Regions from separate parts of the Mus musculus genome. Here region 1 is linked to region 2. The links are chromatin loops, found by intact Hi-C in ENCODE. Cell type or tissue: left cerebral cortex. All regions are shown on one strand. Each heading gives the region's core, and the rest is flanking DNA. Links, peaks and the distances in the headings are about the cores only. Region 1 overlaps Dennd4c (DENN/MADD domain containing 4C). Region 2 overlaps Acer2 (alkaline ceramidase 2).

Region 1 (10,215 bases), core at 750-8,749, 100 kb after region 2:
TCCTCCTATAATTAAAAAGAATAAAGCCCCACATACATAAGTAATAGCTTCTGCAGTGGAAATGGTTTCACTTTATTCCTTTCACATTGAAACGTTGTGTCTTAAAGTAAATAACCCCTAAGTCTTTTCAAAACTGTCAAGTTATCTCACTGACTTATGAAATTTCCAGTCTAAGACATTCAAGATGTGACATACCTCGATGGGGTGCTCAAAAACTGACCTCTCACAAAGTCACCTGCTTCAAAAAAGGCAGGGTTGTGCCCTAGGTGAACTAATCATTCACTTATGTACTATTATATAATTAGTAACCCCTATTGCTTAATTAAGCACCCTAAATACATTGATACTTTACAAGACTCTATATGGTCAGAGTCCAAGGCCAAAAGGCCATGAAAAAAAATCCTTTCTAAATGTCAGAAGACACTTCAGAAGTAAAATGGTTCATTCTGTTCTTTATTATAGTGCTAAGCTACCTCCCCATCCCTACCCCCATGCACAACACACACTCATGGAGGGAAAACCCAAGGGCCTTCTATGAGAGGCTGGCACTCTACCAAGTAAATCAAACCTCAGGCCTTAGATGAACGCTTTTAAAGGTAATCTGTGTTGTGTGGATTGATCTTGTAACGCTCTTTAAACACAAAGGCTAAGTAAGAATGCGGGAGATGGTTTAAAGCTAGCCTAGCATGTGCAAAGAAAGGCCTTAGGACCACACAGATGAAAGTTGGCTTCTTGTCATAGTCCTGTACTGTTTGGTCACTTAGCACTTTTCCTAGAAGCTTCCTGCAAGAAGCCTTACTCAGCCAGTTTATCTTCAGCCTCTTTACTTTCTTTGTCATTTTTATTTTGCCTGACTTGACACCTGAGAGCTTTAGCAATCTGGAATCATATTACTCATGTACTATAGAATTCTGTGAACATGGAGGAAAAATTACAACTCTTTTTTTCTATACGGTAAGTAGTTTTTCTATTTGTATTTTCACAAAAAGAAAATCTAATGATTTAGTCTATTCACAGCACTAAGCTGCAGGGATTTCAAGGATAGTAAGGCAGTACACCACAGGCAAAGAGCTCTGTAAAAATGGAAGTGCCCAGGAAAGAGGGGTGGTAAACACAAGCAAACCAACGCTGAAGAGGCTGAGGAAGGAGGAGAAGAACCCTCAAGTCTGCCTGCTCTGTACATTATCTCCCCATCTCTCAAACCCCAGCAGAGAAAGTGAAATGTCATGCATATGTAACAATGATGTTTTTTATAATTTCAAATACTATAGGTGCTTTCAAGTTTTAATTTAGACTTATTTATGGAATTATAAAGTGATTCTAAAGTTATTTTTATTGGTTCATTTTCATTTAAATTTATTTAATTTTATGTGCATGGGATATATGTCTGCACTATCTGCATATAGCACATGTGGAGGTCAGAAGATCGTGTAAGATCCTCTGGAACTGGAGTTACAGATGGTTGTGAGCTGCTACGTGGTACTGGGAATTGAACCCAGGTCCTCTGTAAGAGCAGCCATCTTAACCACTCGGCCATCTCTCTAGCCTCCTATTTTTCCTTTTTTAAAGACAGCATCTCATGTAGTCCAGACTGGCCTCCTTCAAACTTACTACATAGTGAAGGGTGGCCCTGAGCTCCTTAATTTCATACCTTTACCTGCCAAGTGCTGGGATTACAGGTGAGTGCCATCATGCCTGGCAATTCTGACAATGTATTTTTACATCATTTATTTTAAGTCACTTTATATAACAGAACATGTATAAAGTTTTTAAAATATAAAAGTACCCTTAGCAGAAACCTCTAGATTATACAAACACAAACATATACATATACATTAAAGCACTACAAAGCATTCCTACACCAGACAGACTACATAGTGTAATTTTCTTACCTCGTCATCTGAGTAGCTATAGGCAGATGCTACAGCCACCCACATCTTACTGGCCACCGTTGCTGCTTGTTTCATACTAGATTTTAGGACATCTATCTTGGGCCCTGAGAGTATATTGTCCAACTTTAGCCCCGATAGAGAATTGACTACAGAACCCAGAGAGCTGTTTGGTGAAGAACGTACTAATGCTGATAAGGAAGTGGACCGGTCTTTGTAAGCGCGGTAAGGACTCTGTGGCTTGAAACGCCCAGTCAGAGTTTTAGAGCTGGACACAGCAGGGGAGCTCTTCTCAGTCTCGGTGCTGTCTCGTGCTGGCGGGCCACGGTCTGAAGGCAGACTCGAGCTCCTTTCTAAAGGGTGAGCAAACACAGCAGGAGAGCCAGGCTCCTGGTTCCCCTCTCCATGCAATTCCATACTACAAGATTTACTGCCTAGTGGGCTTTTTAGGTTCATGTAACTTTCAATTTCATCAGCCAGATTACGTGAAATTACTGGAGAAAATAACTTATCTTCAGAATCAGACGTTTTTTCTACACATTCAGTGGCTAAAAGAGACAACGGATCTAGTCCCGTCTCCACATCCTCCCTCTCAATGGCTTTCCTAGTAGCATATGAACTGCTCCTCTTGTTCACTGGATCTTGGGCTCCAGCTTGTGTGTCTCTGGACTGGTCACTGTGACTGTTACTTTGTAGACTGTTACACGTCATCTCTGCCGCAGTCTCTGCCACATTATCACCAACCACAGGCTCCAGGAGCTCCTGGCTTTCCTCCAGCATCTCTAGCACAGGAGATGATCTGTGCTCAGAATCCCGGGTGCCTTCTGACATGCGAGTCCTACTGTCAGCTAGATGACAGTTAACATTCTCAAAGCTGTGAGTTCTTGTGACATGAGGCGGGGAAGTCTTAGGACATGTCAGTGCTGCTGTGAGGATCTTGGCATCTGCTCCCATCATGATGGCCATTTCGCTTGAATTCAGGTCCAAACTGCTCTTCTTAAGCAGCATCCCCGCTCGACTTTCAGAACTAAAGCTACAGCTCCTCTCAGGGAAATGCTTCTGTTTTTTCTCTCCTCTATCACCATTCTTCTTGAAATTAGTAACCTCACTGAAGACTGCATCCTCGACTGGAGCTTGAGTAGAAAATAGCACAGTTGAAGTACTACCTAAAGGGGACAGCAATATATTAAGGTGAAACATCATGATTTTCCAAAGTAGCAAAGTAACTATTCTGATTATGCTGAGAGCAAAACTACAGAGAATCTGGAGGGTATAGAAACAGCATCTCCCAAGGCGTTTAGCAGTTAAAATGCCTGGTTTTCATCTAGAAGCTACATAAAGTGCATGCAGAAAAAGGACAGCCCAAATCTATCCAAGCCCGCCTCTTACAGGAAACATCTACCCTCCTCCTCTGGGCATATCATGTGTATGACACAGCATGCAGTCCATACTGGATATGCCTGCACCGCTTATCTTTGTCAACAAGCATGTAACTATGCTTCTTATATGTTAAGAGTCAATTTAAGGGCTGGAGAGATGGCTCAGCAGTTAAGAGCACTGACTGCTCTTCTGAAGGTCTGGAGTTCAAATCCCAGCAACCACATGGTGGCTCACAACCAACCATAATGAGATTTGATGCTCCCTTTTGGTGAGTCTGAAGACAGCTACAGTTTACTTACATATAATAATCAATAAATCTTTGGGCCAGAGCATGCATGGCCGGAGCAAGTGGGGCCTGAGTGAGCAGAGGTCCTGAGTTCAATACCCAGCAACTACATGATGGCTCACAACCATCTTTACAGCTACAGTGTACCCATATACATAATATAAATAAATAAATAATTTTAAAAAAACTTTAAAAAAACAAACAAGAGTCAATTTAGGAAAATACTCTAAGTTAAATAACAGACTCAAAAAGAAAAATTCTCTTCTAATTTAACTCTCATATATCCAATTCTTCAAACACTTGCCAGAAAGCTGGGGACATAGCTAAGTGGTAAAGTACTTACTTGGCATAGAAAAAAAGAAGAAAAGATTTGGGTTTAATAACTCTGCACATAGATGGGTGGGGAGGAGAGCTACTCCATACAAAACAAGTTGGTAACTACAGAGAAATGGCACAGTTGTTATAGCCAAAGCATTGCTATACTCAAGTAAAAGAACTGCTTCAGAGTTTAAAAAAAAAAAAGAAAAAAGAAAAAGAAAAAACCCTCGATGGCTGATGAAATCTTGAGTGAATTTTATATTTGATCTTTGAACAAATATGTGAATGCTAGTTATTAACTTTATAAGGTGCTACAAAAAACAATGGCAACTAAAACAGACTGAACCATTAGATCAGGTAACCAAAAGCATGGAAAAGTCTGAAGACCCAACAACTGCTTTAGGGAAACCAGTGGCCTTTTTTGTTTGCTTGCTTTTGTATCTTGAGACAGGGTTTCACTGTGTGGCCCCGGCCGTCTTAGAACTCACTCTATAGACCAGGCTGGCCTCAAACTCAAGAGATCTGTCTGCTTCTGCTTCCTGAGTTCTGGAGTTAATAAACTCACGTACCACCACAGTCCTGCTGGTTTGCCTGTTTTTCTTTTGTTTTAATTAAAAACTTTGCTAGGTTCACTTTATGAGTATGAATTAATATTCTGCCTATGTCTAAGTGCAAAACATGCATGCAGTACCCAAGGAGGCCAGAAGAGGGTGTCAGACCTCCTGGAATTGAAGTTCTGGATGGTTGTGGAATTACAGTCTTAAGCCACAGCGCATAGGTGCTAGAAATTGAAACCAGGTTCTCTCTGAAAGAATAGTAAATGCTCTTAGCCACTGAGACATATCTCCAGAATGTAAGTTTTTTTTTTTTTAACTCTTTGTTACCATACAATTTTATTTCCATTCCTCTATTTAAGTGAACTTTATGTGTGTGTGTGTGTGTGTGTGTGTGTGTGTGTGTGTGTGTGTATATATATATATATATATATATATATATATATATATATAAATAAAATGCATATATGTATAGATGTAAGTTTGTGTTTATATGTATGTATATGTATGCACACATATATGTATATATGTATACACATACACACACACACATATAAACAAACCTATTTTATATATATGGATGTTTTATATGCATGATATGTAAGTCTGTACAACATGTGTGCCTGGTACCTCAGGATGTCCAAAGAGGATGTTCTGCAACTGAAGCCAGTGCTCTAAAAGGCAAAGCATCTCTCCAGCTCCATTTTACTATCATTTAACATTTAGGTCTAACAAGGTTGCATATCTGTAATTTCAGACTTTAAATTTAGCCACCAGCACATAGGTGGCTGAAGCAGGAGGATCAGGAGTTCCAGTATATCTTCTGTGATACACAGCAAATTTAAGGCCCTGTCTCTAATAACCAGAGGGCTGTTGAGATGGCTTAAAAGGTGGAAGCACTTGCCACACAAGTCTGCCAACCTGAGTGTGATCCTCAAACCCTATACAAAGGTGAAGGAGAGCATCAACCCCACAAAGTTGTCCTCGAACTTCCACACATGCACTATGGCACATTCAACCACTCAAAAATAATAAATGAAATAAAGTTTAAAAGTTTATTATTGGGAAAACAAAGCAGGAGGATCTTGAGTTCAAGGTTAGTCTGAGCTGCATCCGGAGTCAAAGCTCGCTATACAGTGCAACTATCTCAAAACAACCAACCAAACAAACAAACAAGCACAAAACCCAAATCTAAAACCTGAAAAAAAATAAAGGCTTATGTCTAAGATCTGAATACTGGAGATAATTAGGGCATAACGGTGGCACTCTTATGAATGGATTAAGGTCTTTGTGAAGGAAAATCCAAGTTCTAGGATTACAAACATGTTCTACCACACCCAGGTCTTTACAATCCAAGGACACAAAGAGAAGTAGGCAATCTGCAATCTCAGAGGACCCTCAGTCAAACGCATTATGTGGCAACACCAGGCTTAGACATTTCTGTTGTCATATATAAGCTGCAATCTGTAGTATATCCTCTCATAGCCTCTCAACTAAAATATCAGTCATTCACATCTGACTTTGTTGTTCTTCTTACTACTTTATTTATTGGAGTGCATGGTGGCTCACATACGCATTTACTGTGTCAGCCACAGTGCACATGTGGATCAGGAGACAGCTGCAGGCACAGGCTCTCCTCCCACGACATGGATCCAGAAAGTTGGACTGGAGTTGTAGTCACGGCAGCGAGCACCTTTACCTGCATTCTCTTCAGAAAGTTTTATCAGGTGACTACCAAACACACCAACATTCACTTCCCTTACATAAAATGGTATGGTATTTTCATATAACTTACATATTTCCTCACATCTGCTTTTAATTACTCCATATTACTTTTTTTTTTTTTTTGGTATGTGCCACTATGCAAGGCTCTCAAACTATTCCTTTAAGTTACAAACTTTAACTTTAGCCCACTTATAGAATTCAGTCTCAATCATGGCTTCCTAGCATGTCCACTGTAATAAGTCAAGAGAAATAATATCATTAAACATACTCTAACTGAGCATGAAGGAGTCACGGTCAGCTTGACTACAGATTAGTGTCCCCAAAGGAGGCAGAGGTCCCTTTCTACTCACCAGTACTTGTCCTATTGTTGGTATCAAATAACCCAGATGGAACTTTCACAATACTGCTGCCCCATGCAGGAGGCTCCGTAGGACTCTGAGGTTCAGGAGTAGGCTGCAGGTGTTTTGAGACAATGGCAGATATATCACACTCCTCTGAAAGAAAAACATTTGGATGTTATCATTCTGACTTTTAACAATAATGAGCAGAAAGCAGAGATTTTTGCATATGGGTGTAGTCTTTCATCAGGCAGGGGATATGTCGGTGATTACTCACTGACTTACTGTAGCTGGTTTACTGTATGCCGAAAATACCAAGATTATTAAGTGGCTTTTTTCCCCTTAGATCTATTTATTATGTATACAGTTCTGTCTGCATGAATGCCTACAGGCCAGAAGAGGGTACCAGATCTCGTTGTGAGCCATGATGTGGTTGCTGGGAATTGAACTCAGGACCTTTGGAAGAGCAGCCAGTGCTCTCAACCTCTGAGCCATCTTTCCATCCCTGACTAATAGTGTTTTATTCTAACATTCAATAATCTTAGTGAGTCAATTAAACCCTTGGCCTCGACTTCTACTTTTTCCATTGTCAAATAGCTTATTTATAACTCTAGAGCATAAGATTAGGTATTATAATCAAGGAAAATATACATTTGAGTAGAGAACAGGAAAAAATCTATTGCCATAAACCAGACTCCTTACAGATCAATAAAAGGATTACAACAGATCTGTCTCTACCTCAACGAGTCCTGTAAAAGACAGGACATCCATTTATATTTATTTTTAACCTACCATGCAAACTATGTACTTAGAAACACCCAAAAATGTTCTAATAAAAAACCTTTTAAAAATCAAAGGAACCTCAGGACCTGGAGATGTAACTGTTTGCCTTTATGACCCTGGGAATAATCTTCAGGTTCAGAGCTGGGAAATGAGAAGAACACAAAGTATCAATTTGACAGATCAAGTTTGGTCTTATTGGTGGGCTTGGTGACTGCCGTATGCCTGCTGTCCCAGGACTCTAACCAGAGAGGCAGGAGGAACTGGAGTTCAAGATCAAACTAGAACAAAGTTCAGTCGTAGTTTTGTCAAAAAATTATCCATGTAACTTTGCCAATGGATGGCACTTTTTTTTTTCCCCAAAATAAAGGATGATCTATAAACTTTCTAAAGTTGATAAAATTTCAACTGTAAAGACTATCACAGTTGGGCTAGAGAGATGGCTCAGTGATTAAGAGCACTGACTGCTCTTCTAGAGGTCCTGAGTTCAAATCCCAGCAACCACATGGTGGCTCACAACCATCTGTAATGGGATCTGATGCCCTCTTCTGGTGTGTTGGAAGACAACTACAGTGTACTTATATATAAATAAATCTTTAAAAAAAACAAGACTATCACAGTCAATCTATGAAACAGGCCTTAAATTCCTGAGAATTACTGCTGTAACCACTACATAAAATAAAACGATCTGAACATTCCTGTCCACAAACATCACAGTCACCTTCGATGTGCAGCTCTGTGGTCGTCAGCTCTGGTGGCGTGTGCTCTTCAGGGGCGTGACCATCTGCACCCTCCTTTACCAGCTCATCCTTAGACCCGTAGCCCTGGTCAGACTGACCGCCTGTTTAAAAGATGCATGCTTGTAAATACTTTCATGTGTTTAAAAAACAGTTATGAAAAGAAAACACCACACATCTATGCAATCAAAACTACACAATCAAAAAAAAATTAACTCTCACAAGACACATTCCAAAAATAACAAGCAAAACCAGGAGAGCAGAACAGAACAGAGTGAAGGCGGTTCTATCTTTGAAAGCACCAAACTTAATCTCCACACCTAAACTTAAAGGTAACTTGGGCAAAGCATTTTTGAAACTGTTTATGAAGAGGGTCTATATCTATAGCATATCTTTAGTTTTTTATTTTTGGTAAGAATAAAAAGGACTGAAACACATACCTGCTACTTTTGCAAAAGAAATATAGGAAGAACAGTAAGATTTTTATTGTTAGAAAATAATAAAAATAGTTTATCTACAAAGGGTGGAGAAAAAGAGATTTGTGAAAAGGAAGAAACTTCCTAAAGTATGGTTTACTGTGTTGTTTTATTTTTTAGTACATTTCTACAACTCAAAAAATTAAGTCAACAAAATTAGGGTGTTCGCTAAAACTGATGCAAATAGAAACAGGTATGGACAACTAATACTATACATGAAACAACATAAGCCTTTAAAGTCAAAAGAAGGGTAAAGGGTAATCTATGTAACTTTTTAACTGAACATTTTAAAAGTTACATTTCTTTCCCATATATAGGCGGAGATCAGAGGACAAGGATTGGGAAATTGATTTCTTTCTACCTGGTCCCAAAGACTGCAAGTATCTCTTCACCCAATGAGCCATCGTGCCATCCCTTATATGAACTTTGTTTCTTTTGAGACAATGTCTTATGTAGTTCAGGTTAGCCTTAAATTCAATATGTAGCTTTGCTTGAACTCCTGAGCCTCCCAAATACTGGGTCTATGTGTATGTTATCACACCCAACTCTTGAGTTTAAGGTTTAAAAACTTTACTTGGAGTCCATACTCTATGGATGGAAGTGAGTGTCAAATCTATAAAAGGTAAGTAGGTTTGGTTCCTATGGGTGGATGGGGGTGGAGTGAATTTGAAAAATACTAGACATTTTAAAATTTATTCTTTGACAAATTCATCCTTGCAAACAATGAATCTTTATCACATCCATTCCCCGCCCCCAGCCCTGCTTTATGCACACTGAGTAAACAACCACATGTAATGGTATCAGGGGACAAGGTTTTCACTATGGGAGAACACAGGAGGTTTTATATGTATGATACTGAGAACTAAGTAAGAGCATTTGTGTGCTCTCTCCAGCAGCCGAGCAAGATGCCCAAAGGGAAGAAGGTGGCCCTGGCCCCTGGCCGTCGTCAAGGAGCAGGAGGCCAAGAACCTCTGGTCAACCCTCTGTTCGAGAAGAGGCCCAAGAACTTCGGCATTAGACAGGACATCCAGCCCAAAAGAGATTTAACGCGCTTCGTCAAATGGCCCCGCTACATCAGGCTGCAGCGGCAAAGAGCCATCCTCTACAAGCGGCTCAAAGTTCCTCCTGCCATTAACCAGTTCACACCCAGGTGCTGGACAGGCAGACAGCTACTCAGCTGCGTAAGCTTGTCCACAAGTACAGTTCAGAGACAAAGCAAGAGAAGAAGCAAAGGCTACTGGCCCGTGCTGAGAAGAAAGCTGCTGGCCAAGGTGATGTCCCAACTAAGAGACCGCTTGTCCTCTGAGCAGGAGTCAATACAGTCACCACCTTGGTGGAGAACAAGAAGGCTCAGCTGGTGGTGATTGCCCATGATGTAGACCCCATTGAGCTGGTGGTTTTCCTACCTGCCCTGTGTCTAAAGATGGGGGTGCCCTACTGCATCATCAAGGGAAAGGCCAGGCTGTGGCACCTGGTCCACAGGAAGACATGCACCACTGTTGGCTTCACACAGGTTAACTCGGAAGACAAGGGTGCTCTGGCTAAGCTGGTGGAAGCTATTAGGACCAATTACAATGACAGATATGACGAGATCCGTCGCCACTGGGGAGGTAACGTCCTGGGTCCTAAGTCTGTGGCTCACATTGCCAAGCTGGAAAAAGCAAAGGCTAAAGAACTCGCCACTAAATTGGGTTAAATGTACACTAAATTTTCTGTACCTAAATATAATTAC
Region 2 (10,110 bases), core at 1-8,000:
GTGTGTGTGTGTGTGTGTGTGTGTGTGTGTGTGTGTTTGTGTGTGTGTGTTTATGTGTGTGTGTTTATGTGTGTATATCCATGTGTTTCTGTCAGTTTTGTTTCCCTGTGTTGACCAGTGGCTTTCTCTGGAGTAAGACCCTCCTGTTCCCAGCTTAAGATCTGTGCCCCCTCCTGTTGGGGACACAAATCCTTTGGCTCTGCCAGGTCACCCAGAGAGACGAAAATCTCAACCTGTCCCACTTCAAGAGCAGGGCACTTGCTTGTTTACTTGCTTGAATCCTGCTCACAGTCAGGGTTGGTCACTGTATGGAGGCAGGAGGGGGTCAGGCCTCTCATCCAGGCCCCCCTGTCCTCTAAGCAGAATGCACACAGGGAAGAGGAAACACTTCTCCCAGTGAGGATTCGCTCCACTCTGTCTGATCTAAGCAACCCCGGGGAAGGGGAAAGTTCCCCTGGCTGAGCTTGAAGGAAAAGAGAAAAATCCCCTCCTTTGTCTTCCATGATTTATGTCTCCTTATTAATTGATGGTCCATATAATTGAAAAACTCAAAACCCATCATTCTCTGAAAAAAAAAGATAGAATTTCCCCCACAGAAACCCCCACACCCCCAGATGAGATCAGTACCAGATAATGCAATCTGGACAGAGCAGATTTTCCCTTCTGTTCAACACTGACCACGGAGACTTTAAACAATTTTCACTAGGTCCATTTTTAGAAGGATTAAAGATAGCTGCTAAAATGTTTTTCATTGTCACCCAGTCAACTCCAGATATTATTTAAAAGTAATCAAAGATGATGATGACAATGATGATGATGATGATGACGACGACAATGATGACGATGAGGAGGAGGAGGAGGAGGAGGACTATGATAGTGTTTAACAACAGAGAACTGATTGGGACCCTTTATACAAACTGAAAGCCACTGTCATCCCTTGAGCACTGTCCCAGAGGACATCTTACCTTCCTTGCCCCTGACACACACCCCTCAAGTCTGTTTGCATGTTGCTTTCCTATCTAAGGAGACTTTGCTCAGCAAGGCCTTCCTGCCACCATGTCTCTTACTCTGCGAACTCATTGATGAAGTCATGTTTGGACCAGTGACCTCCATGTCAACCCCGCATGCTTCTGGGAATACACACCAGGGTGTCACACGCACCAACACACACCAGGGTGTCACACACACCAACACACACCAGGGTGTCACACACACCAGGGTGTCACACACACCAGGGTGTCACACATACACACACCTGGGTGTCACACACACCAGGGTGTCACATACACACACCAGGGTGTCATGGCATAAATGGGACATGGGTGACAGGATAGTTGCACCCCCCAAAACCCCAACTTCCAGAACAGAGGAACTTTATGCCAAGTGAACACCAAACGAACTCCACTACTTCCTATCCTGCTTACAAATCCCTCTTAGCATCACTGTGTATTGCCACAGCAAAATGTGCCTGAAATACACACCCAGCTGGACCCAAGAGGATGAAAGGTTAGCATGGACCCTCCAATGGGAACCATGAAAGTGTTATAAGAATCTGGGTATGCATGTTGTTTGTATGTGTATGTGTGTGTGTGAACCATGAAAGTGTTATAAGAATCTGGGTATGCGGGCTGGTGAGATGGCTCAGTGGGTAAGAGCACCCGACTGCTCTTCCGAAGGTCCGAAGTTCAAATCCCAGCAACCACATGGTGGCTCACAACCACCCGTAATGAGATCTGATGCCCTCTTCTGGTGTATCTGAAGACAACTACAGTGTACTTACATATAATAAATAAATAAATCTTTAAAAAAAAAAAAAAGAATCTGGGTATGCATGGTGTGGGGGGGGGGGAATCCCACATTCTTAGGTGATGTAGGAAGCATCTTATAGAGACCTTGGAGTGGATCGAAAGCCACCCCCTCCCCACATTCACCCAGATCCAATGTGACTTATTTGGAAATAGGTGTTTGGGACCAGGTGCCTTCTAGAGCCATGTAGAGGCCCACACTGTGCTGCCTCCACCTTGCATGGTTTCTCCGTGTAGCCCTGGCTGTCCTGGAACTCACTACATAGACTGGGCTGGCCTTGAACTCCTGCTTCTAGCTCCTGAGTGCTGGGATTAAGATGTGTGCTACCACACATTTCTCAGAAGATTCGTTTAATGGGACAACGTCAGAAAGCTCAAAACATGCCAGGAAGAAGACAAGGGCAGACCAGGCACAGAATGTACCTCACTCTGGCATTAACCTTAATTATTACTTAATATAAATCCCAGGATGCCCTGCGATTTCTGATCCTCACAGGCCTGTGAGCTGTCGGACAGGTACATTGGGCGTCTCAAGCAAGGGGAAACGTGAGTCCAGTTCCCAGCACTACAGAATAATGAAAAAGTAGATAAGCAGGACTCGCCATTCCCAGCACCCACATGGCAGCTCACAAACTTCATAAGTCCAGCTCCTGGGAATTTGATACCCTCTTCTGGCCCCCAAAGGTTCTAGGCACACATTCAGGCAAAACATGCACACATATAAAATAAATAACTCTTATAAAACAAACAAACAACAAGAACAAACAAACCTCTCAATAAACCAGGTGACACACACATGTCACCTCAGCCTTGGAAGGTGGGGACAGGAGGATCAGAAATCGCAGGGCATCCTGGGATTTATATTAAGTAATAATTAAGGTTAATGCCAGAGTGAGGTACATGAACATGCGACTGGGTCAAATAGGTAGGTAGATAGATGCATGACTGACTGACAGACTGATAGACTGACAGACAAAAATTTCCTCTGGACAACATCTATATTAAGACAGTTTTACATGCAGGAAAATATTTGCTTTACTACATTGAGTAAATTTTAAAAATTCTAGTAAGATCCAACACCCTAGACTATAACAATGAGTTACTGAGAAAAGAGAGGATGGAAAGAAGGCAGAGAGATAGTTGAAAGAAAAATCCAAGGAAACAAACATGTGCCCTGAGAAAACTGACATTTTGTCTGCCATTTGAAAAGTTGAGTTTGGAGACAAGCAGGCATCACTAACTGCAATACCACATAAGGTCACACGGTGGCGCGACGTCTCCACTAGTTTCTCTCCATCCTTCGGGCCCAGGGGTTACTCTTGCTTGCATTGTTCATAAAACAGCTAGAGAATCCCATAAAAGCCTTGTTTGTTTGTTTGTTTGTTTGTTTGTTCGTTCGTCTGTCTGTCCATTTTAATTTTTTATTTTGTGTTTCTGGCCCTATCTTTGGTCACTTCCACATGTACGCTAGGTGTCACTGGCCAGAGATGGTCAGAGACAGCAGTGCCACTTAAGGCAATAAAGGAAGATGCTATCAGAACCCTGAAAAGTGACAGAGGCCTGATACAGGCAGCCCCAACTACCCCACAGGCTGAGATGGGAGGATCTCTCAAAGCTGTTCTAGCCCAGCCAGGGCAATATCTTTGTCTCCTTGCCACACTCTCTCAAAAAAAACGTGGTGGAGGGGGGGGAGGGGAGAGGGAGGGGAAGAGGGCAGGCAGGATGGAAAACCAATTCTACCCAAACTGGTGGATGAAATGCAGATACTGTATTTTAAACTATAGAAAAATTCAACAGTATGAAACACAATATATGTCAAATCCAGTACCACAACCCATGATAAGGACAATCTAACAGTAAACCTGGAGAGAAGTCTTGCAGAAAATTAAGGTCCCTTTTTGTTCAAAACACCCTAGCCTGCCCTCCCAAGCCTTATTTAGTACTTGAAAGTCTTTAGATGTAATATCGACTCCTTCTTAATGATACCTAATAACTGTACATATTTATCAAGCACACCAAGATAATGCATGCATATGCCGTGTAACGACACAACCACATCTCTACCACTCCCATCCCAGTGACCAGCTAATATTCTTTGTGCTAGGGGCCTGAGAATTCCTCTCTCCCAGTTCTTCCTGAAATGTACATTACATTGATGTAAATTATCCTCACCACGCTGAGCCATAGACATTAGAAGTCTCTCTAGTATACAGCTACCTACCTCTGCTATCCCCAACCCCACCCTGCGTTCATCTCTCTGTAGCTGGGACAAACTGCTTGAGAAACAAAAGGGAGACAGATTACTGGTGACCCACTGGCTCTCACTCAGGGCATCAGCTGATAGAAGCACCCGTGGAAAATAAATGTAAGAGAATATTATTCAGCCACATGAAAGAATGAAGTCTTGGAATTTGTGGCAGTTGAGCTAGAGGTCATTAAGTGAAATAAGCCAGGCACATAAAAACAAATATCGCATGTTCTGTAAATTGAAGCTAAAAACAAAACAAAAACAAACAAACACAAAAAAACTAGACCAGTGTCTCAAAGAACGGGAGAAGAATAGCTGTCAGTGTGGAGAACCATTGTTATGGTTTGAGCTGAAAGCTCCTTTGTTGAAAGCTTGGCTGCAGACAGATGGGATTTGGGGAAGTGATTGGCTCACAAGGGCTCTGACTTCATCAATGAACTAACACATGGATAGATTCATAATTTGGTAGCCCTTTGGGGAGGTGGTGCAAACTGGAAGGCGGAGTCCAGCCAGAGGAAGTGTCACTGATCCTGCACCCTGGAAAGGTGCATTGTCCCTGGCCCTCTCCTCTCAGCCTCTTTCCTGCCCACCCTGAGTGGGCAGCCCCCTCCGCACTTGGTTGATCCTGCATCCTAACAGTTGTGAGGAGTTCTGCAATGGCATGGACCTGGGAGCACAGGGGCCTCTGACAGACTCACTTTACTTTGTTTGGACTGTTCAGGCTTGTGTTAGAGTCTTCTTTTAAAATTACCTTTTATTTGTTTGTTGTTGCTGTTGGTGTGTGTGCATGTGTGTGTACACATGAGAAGGTTAGAAAATAACCTACAGGAGTCTTTCTTTTACCGCATGGATGCTGGAGATTGAACTCTGGTCAGTGGACTTAACAGCAAGTGCCTTTACCCACTGAGCCCTCTCACCAGCCCCTCATATTGGCACCTTAATGCAGTGAGTATCTTTGGGTTTCATCCCTTTCTTCGTCTTCTTCTCCTCCTCCTTGTTCCTTCCCTTCCTCCTCTCCTATTTCTTCTTCTTCTCTTAATTCTTTCCCTTTTTTCCCCACTTCCAAACAAGCTCTCACTAGCTGGCCTGGGACTTACAAGGATATCCTGGGGTTCACTCTGTACCGTCTCCTGAACACAGAGCCCTCACCTTCCCTAGGTTCTGTTCACACTACCGAGCATCGAAAGAGACTGGCGATCCTCTTTTCAGGATCAAGTTCAGTTTCAAAACCAGATCCTGGCTTAGTCTTGCATAGAGTGGTTCCTTATTGTGGGGACAGGAGGTGTAGCTCCTAGGCACATCATTCCTTCGGGAAATCACATGCAGGGACATTGCCATAGAGAGAAGGCCTCCTCAGACATCAAAAGACTCCAAGGCTGCCAGTGTCTCTCCCTATTAGCCAGAGGAAGTCTGGTCACCGAATTTAACCTTAAATTGAAATGACCGTCACAGAAAGTTAGTAATAATAAGTAGGTAGATGCAGGTCCTACCACCACAGTCACTGACTGACAGGTTTTGGGCATTTTGTTGTTGTTGTTGTTGTTGTTGTTGTTGTTGTTGTTTTGTTTGCACCACAGCCCGGTTTATCTCACAGAACACAGTCAAAGAGAACAGAGGCAATTCTGAGGTTCCTGCTTCATCAGGACTGCCTGTCTATTGCACAAATGCAGTTGAGGCCCACACCAAATGGGCTGGACTGGAGCCTAGAAATTAGACCTAGGAATTTATTACAGTGACTCCTATACATCTCACAAACAGACTATGGTTTGTGACTATAGTGGGTGAGGACTGTCAAGTAAGGTCAAGCTAACTGCCAGAGGCCACACAGGCAGTGATGGCAAGAAGACCCTGCCACAGAAAAGTCCCTTTAATAATAAGTCTACCCACATAGCTCTTGGGCCGTGAAAGTTTCAAATGTGTTTGAAAAAAATCAAGAAATAGATGATAGATAAATAGATGATAGATAGATAGATGATAGATTAGATTAGATTAGATAGATAAATATTTGGTCTTTGTTTTACATTTTTTTATTCACTTTACATCTCACTATCAGTTTCCGCTCTCCTCATGAAGAAGCTGCTCCTGTGGATCCCTTTCCCCTAAATGGACTGCCTGTCTGGCTTCAGTGGGAGAGGATGTGCCTTGTCCTGCAGCCACCTGGTGTGCTGGGGGGAGGGGGGAGGGGGAGGGGGGAGGGGTGTTACTTAGAGGGTGGCTCCCATTTCTCAAAGGGGAAGGGAGGGAGGAATGGGGGGTGATCTACTTGCTACTGACAGTTTTGAAATGTCACAAGATGTTGCCTCCACTGACTGCCTGAAGCAGTCATCTGTGTGAGATGGCACATGGCATACCACAGAATCCCCAATCAAGGTGCACCGCTGTCGGGTACTCTGTGCTTGGAACGTTTCTGACATGTTTGTCTCACACCTCAATGAACTTCCCTGAAGCATGTATAGTCATAAATGCCCAAACCTCTCACACACAGACCCAGACGAATACACTGTGCTTTGCAACACATGAACTGCACTCTTGCTCAGAGCAGTGACCCCTCCCTGCAACCCAAGCATTCAGGAGCCCAAAGTTCCAGGCCAGCCTAAGCTACAATATGAGATCCTGCCTCGAGGAAGGGAGGGAAAGAGGGAGAAGGAAGAAGGGGAAGGAAGAAGGAAAAACAAATCATTATAGATACTTCAGAAATAATTCGGAAGACCTAGATGTGGTGGCTATTTTAGTTATTTTCCCATTGTTGACACAAAGCACCATGACCAAGGCAACTTATAAAAGCAAGCACCCAGCTGGGCCTACAGCTCCACAGGGCTATAAACCTCAATGACTGCGCAAAAGCAGGAACAGCTGCGCTCACGTCTTGATCCACAAGCAGGGAGCGCACTGGGAATGGTGGAAGGTTCTTCAAAACCTTAAACTGTCCACAGTGACACACCCACCAACTGAGGACCAAGTGTTCAGACATGTGAGCCTACGGAGGCCACTCACCCAAACCACCCCCATGTAATCCCAGCATTTGGGAGGTAGAGGCAGGGGGACCGGAAGTTCAGAGTCATCCTCAACTATGTGAGTGTGTGTGTGTGTATTCAAAACCAGACTGGACTTCGTCAGACTCTGGTAGAATAAACAAACAAATGGGTTAACTGGATGGCTCAGTGGGTAAAGGCATTTGCCACCCAAGACTGACAACCTAAGTTCAACTCCCAGAACCCACATAAAGCAGGGAAGAAGAGCCCAGTCTCCACAATGTGAGGGCTGCCATTCAAACACATACGTCATACATACATACATACATACATTCATACATACATACACACATACATACATACATTCATACATACATACACATACAGATAATAATAATAAATAATAATAAATGTTTAAAGAAAGAAATAATTTCAGAAATAGATACATATGCATGTTTATTCACAGAAAATGCCAGTTATTGGCTTTAATATTGACCATGGTTATCAGAGTTCACAAAAAAGCATAAAGTGCAAAAGGTCTGTAAATCCTCCCAGAGCTATGGTTAATATTACTTCAGCCAGGGTACATACCGCCTATACATAGCACACTCTACATAAAGTATGAAACACAGTTTATATCTGAAAGTACTCTATTTGCTTGGTTTAATTCCTGTGGTTATAAAATAGTTTTAAATCTGACCGGATGTGTATGGAAAGACACAAGCCATGTTTTAAAGTCTGTGGGAGAATAATGTCTATAAAATCTATTGAGAATCCCAATCTGGCCAAAGATGTGTTGTTGGCCAGTGGGACCAACAGCACCCAGGTCAAGCCCTGGTTGGGAAGAATCCAAGTTCAGCTGGATAAGGAGTTGGGGAAGGCCCTAGCTGGGTGTCCCCAGAGACCATTAGTTGTCAGACCTGAGGGAAGAAGAGAGTCAGAGAAGGTTCAAATCCCAGTGTTGGCTCTGGGTAGGGGTTGGGAGAAGAGGACTCGTGAGGGAAGATTCAGACTCCTGAGAAATCCAACCAATAGAATGGGTGGCAGTATTTTCACAGAGCCATGTTTGATCCTCAACACAACACTGTTGACCCGTGACTGGGGTAGGCACTTTTCCCTGGGTAGACACCCATTTCCCCGAGTGGATCACATTACAAAGGGAAGCAGACAGAAGGAACACTTCTGAAGGGCTGGCTTTGGCATCACAGGGCACTAGAGAGAGAAGAATTCTCCTAAAAACCAATAATGGTTCAAAACTGTAAAATCACTGACAGCCATGACCACTTGGTAACATTCATGGCTTCCTCTGTCCTGAGATCTCAGGTAGATTCGGAACAGAACAGAGCCCGACACCCATGCAGGGCCCAGTGGTCACGACATCACTCATCGATGTCATCTCTACCAGAAGGGAGAAGATTCTGGAGTGCACATCGGTTACCGGGCTTCGCTTGTGGAAGTGGCCCACTGGGTCCAGTCAGGTACTCGGCTCCTTTCACCCAAGCATGTTCATTCACATCCATCCGTATTTTATCTCTGTTCCTAGGGATGTCAGCAGAGGCCCTAGGGAATAAGTCCTTTTCCTGATAAAAAAGAAATGGTTCTTCCCTGACTTTGAGGACACCATCGCGGCTAAGGAAGGGCACTCAGGTCAGACTAAACCTTGCATCTAAAACTCCTTTCCTTCAGCCGTCTCACTAACTTATGCATTTATTACGTTACATGTATAAATGTTTTGCCTGCCTGTATGTACGTGTGCACCAAATGCCCTTAGAAGTCAGAAGAGGGCGTCAGATGCCCCAGGGCTGGAGTTGCTGGTTATGAGCCTCACAAGTCGCTGGGTCGTCTGGGAGAGAGCAACACGGGTTCTTAACTGTTGAACCAACTCTCCAGCCCCAGACGACCCTTCCAGATGAAGGCAGCTAGGTGTCATCTTCAGGACATTTATACAGACTTATGTATAATAAGTCCTTATGTAGAATATATAAGGGCAGCTCCCGAGCCTGGTAAGATGAACCAGAAACAAGGCTAGTTTGATTTTGCCCTCTGAAAACTTCTAGACTCAAAAACCAAAGGACTCAGCCGCAATTCTGATCCATAAACCCCTAGGTTGCCACAAACATTTCACTCAAAGTCATTTTAAACATATTTTAAGCTACAGTAAAATGACATATACAATCATTCAAAACCAAGTATTCCTGCCTTGTAAATCGCCAATCAAATGACTGTGTGTTTGCTACCTGGGAGAGTTGGTAAATGCTATGAATTTAATAAAAGACAACTTATTTTACACCTTCATGTTCTATAAATATTTGTGACTATAAACAAGAAATAGCCCAGCAAGTTACTTCTAAAACTCCAAAGCCACAAAAGCAGAATGAAGTCTATTCATTTAAAAACTCTTTAAGTCCAGTTCCCACTTTGTACCCTGTGAAGGTTCTAAACAGAGTAAGAGATCCTAGAAGTGCCAGAACCCGCAGCTAGCTCCTTCAGACTCAGGACACCACTCAGAACGGTGTTCCAACTCCAGTCCCCTGAGTGCAGTCTCACCACTGACAATGGAATGTCAGAAAGCAGAAGGTGCCTGAGTTACAAACATCCCTGAGATACCCCATACCCACTTCATACCCTGAAGAGAGCCCAGTGAAGACAGTAGGATGCAGGTGAGAGACATTCATGTCAGAGTCTGCCCCTTCCTCCCTGGGATCCCCAGCCAGCCAATCAGAGTGTAGTGACCGCCCAGCATCAAGAAGAGCAAAGTGCTCTGAGAAACCAGTTAGCACCAGGTATTATGAAAACAAAAGCCGGAGGCCCACATCCTAGGGAGGCTACGTCACTCAGGAAGCACATATCCCCTAAAAACAGCAGAGAAACGGGGTCAGAATCTTGGAGGTAACGACACACCAAAAGCTTCCAATAAGAAAAGCTTTCCAAAATCTTCACAGGCGCTCCACAGTCAAGCCTCCAGAGCTGCCTCCGCGATTACAACGAGGCCTTGCTCTCACAGAGGTCACAAGAGGGGGCTGTGTGTGGAATCTTCACATAACCTGAAGGATTCTCTGTGGGTCTGAGGCTGCTGCACTCTGGA

Evidence for each region. Peaks named below come from ENCODE experiments on the same cell type or tissue, not always from the same donor. Only the 100,000 strongest peaks of a DNase experiment are listed, where the experiment ranks them.
Region 1: a loop joins it to region 2, with 4 times the contacts of the local background. A loop is called at or near these places in 8 of 42 quality-filtered maps.

The regions. Positions count from the first base shown.
Region 1 is chr4:86,817,758-86,827,972 of GRCm38, reverse strand. Dennd4c (DENN/MADD domain containing 4C) reads right to left here. Exons shown (of 32, transcript NM_184088.1): 20 at 7,992-8,111; 21 at 6,503-6,646; 22 at 1,893-3,055; 23 at 1-5. It also overlaps the pseudogene Gm12630. Among named protein-coding and RNA genes, the nearest start is that of Rps6, 35 kb to the left of the region's middle. In left cerebral cortex, for the core only: a CTCF peak has its summit at 4,573 (motif pointing right); DNase peaks (open chromatin) are centred at 2,115, 2,590 and 4,575.
Region 2 is chr4:86,918,230-86,928,339 of GRCm38, reverse strand. It overlaps Acer2 (alkaline ceramidase 2), which reads right to left. Exons shown (of 6, transcript NM_139306.3): 6 at 7,457-10,110. Among named protein-coding and RNA genes, the nearest start is that of Acer2, 49 kb to the right of the region's middle. In left cerebral cortex, for the core only: a CTCF peak has its summit at 3,063; a DNase peak (open chromatin) is centred at 3,076; H3K27ac peaks cover 577 bases.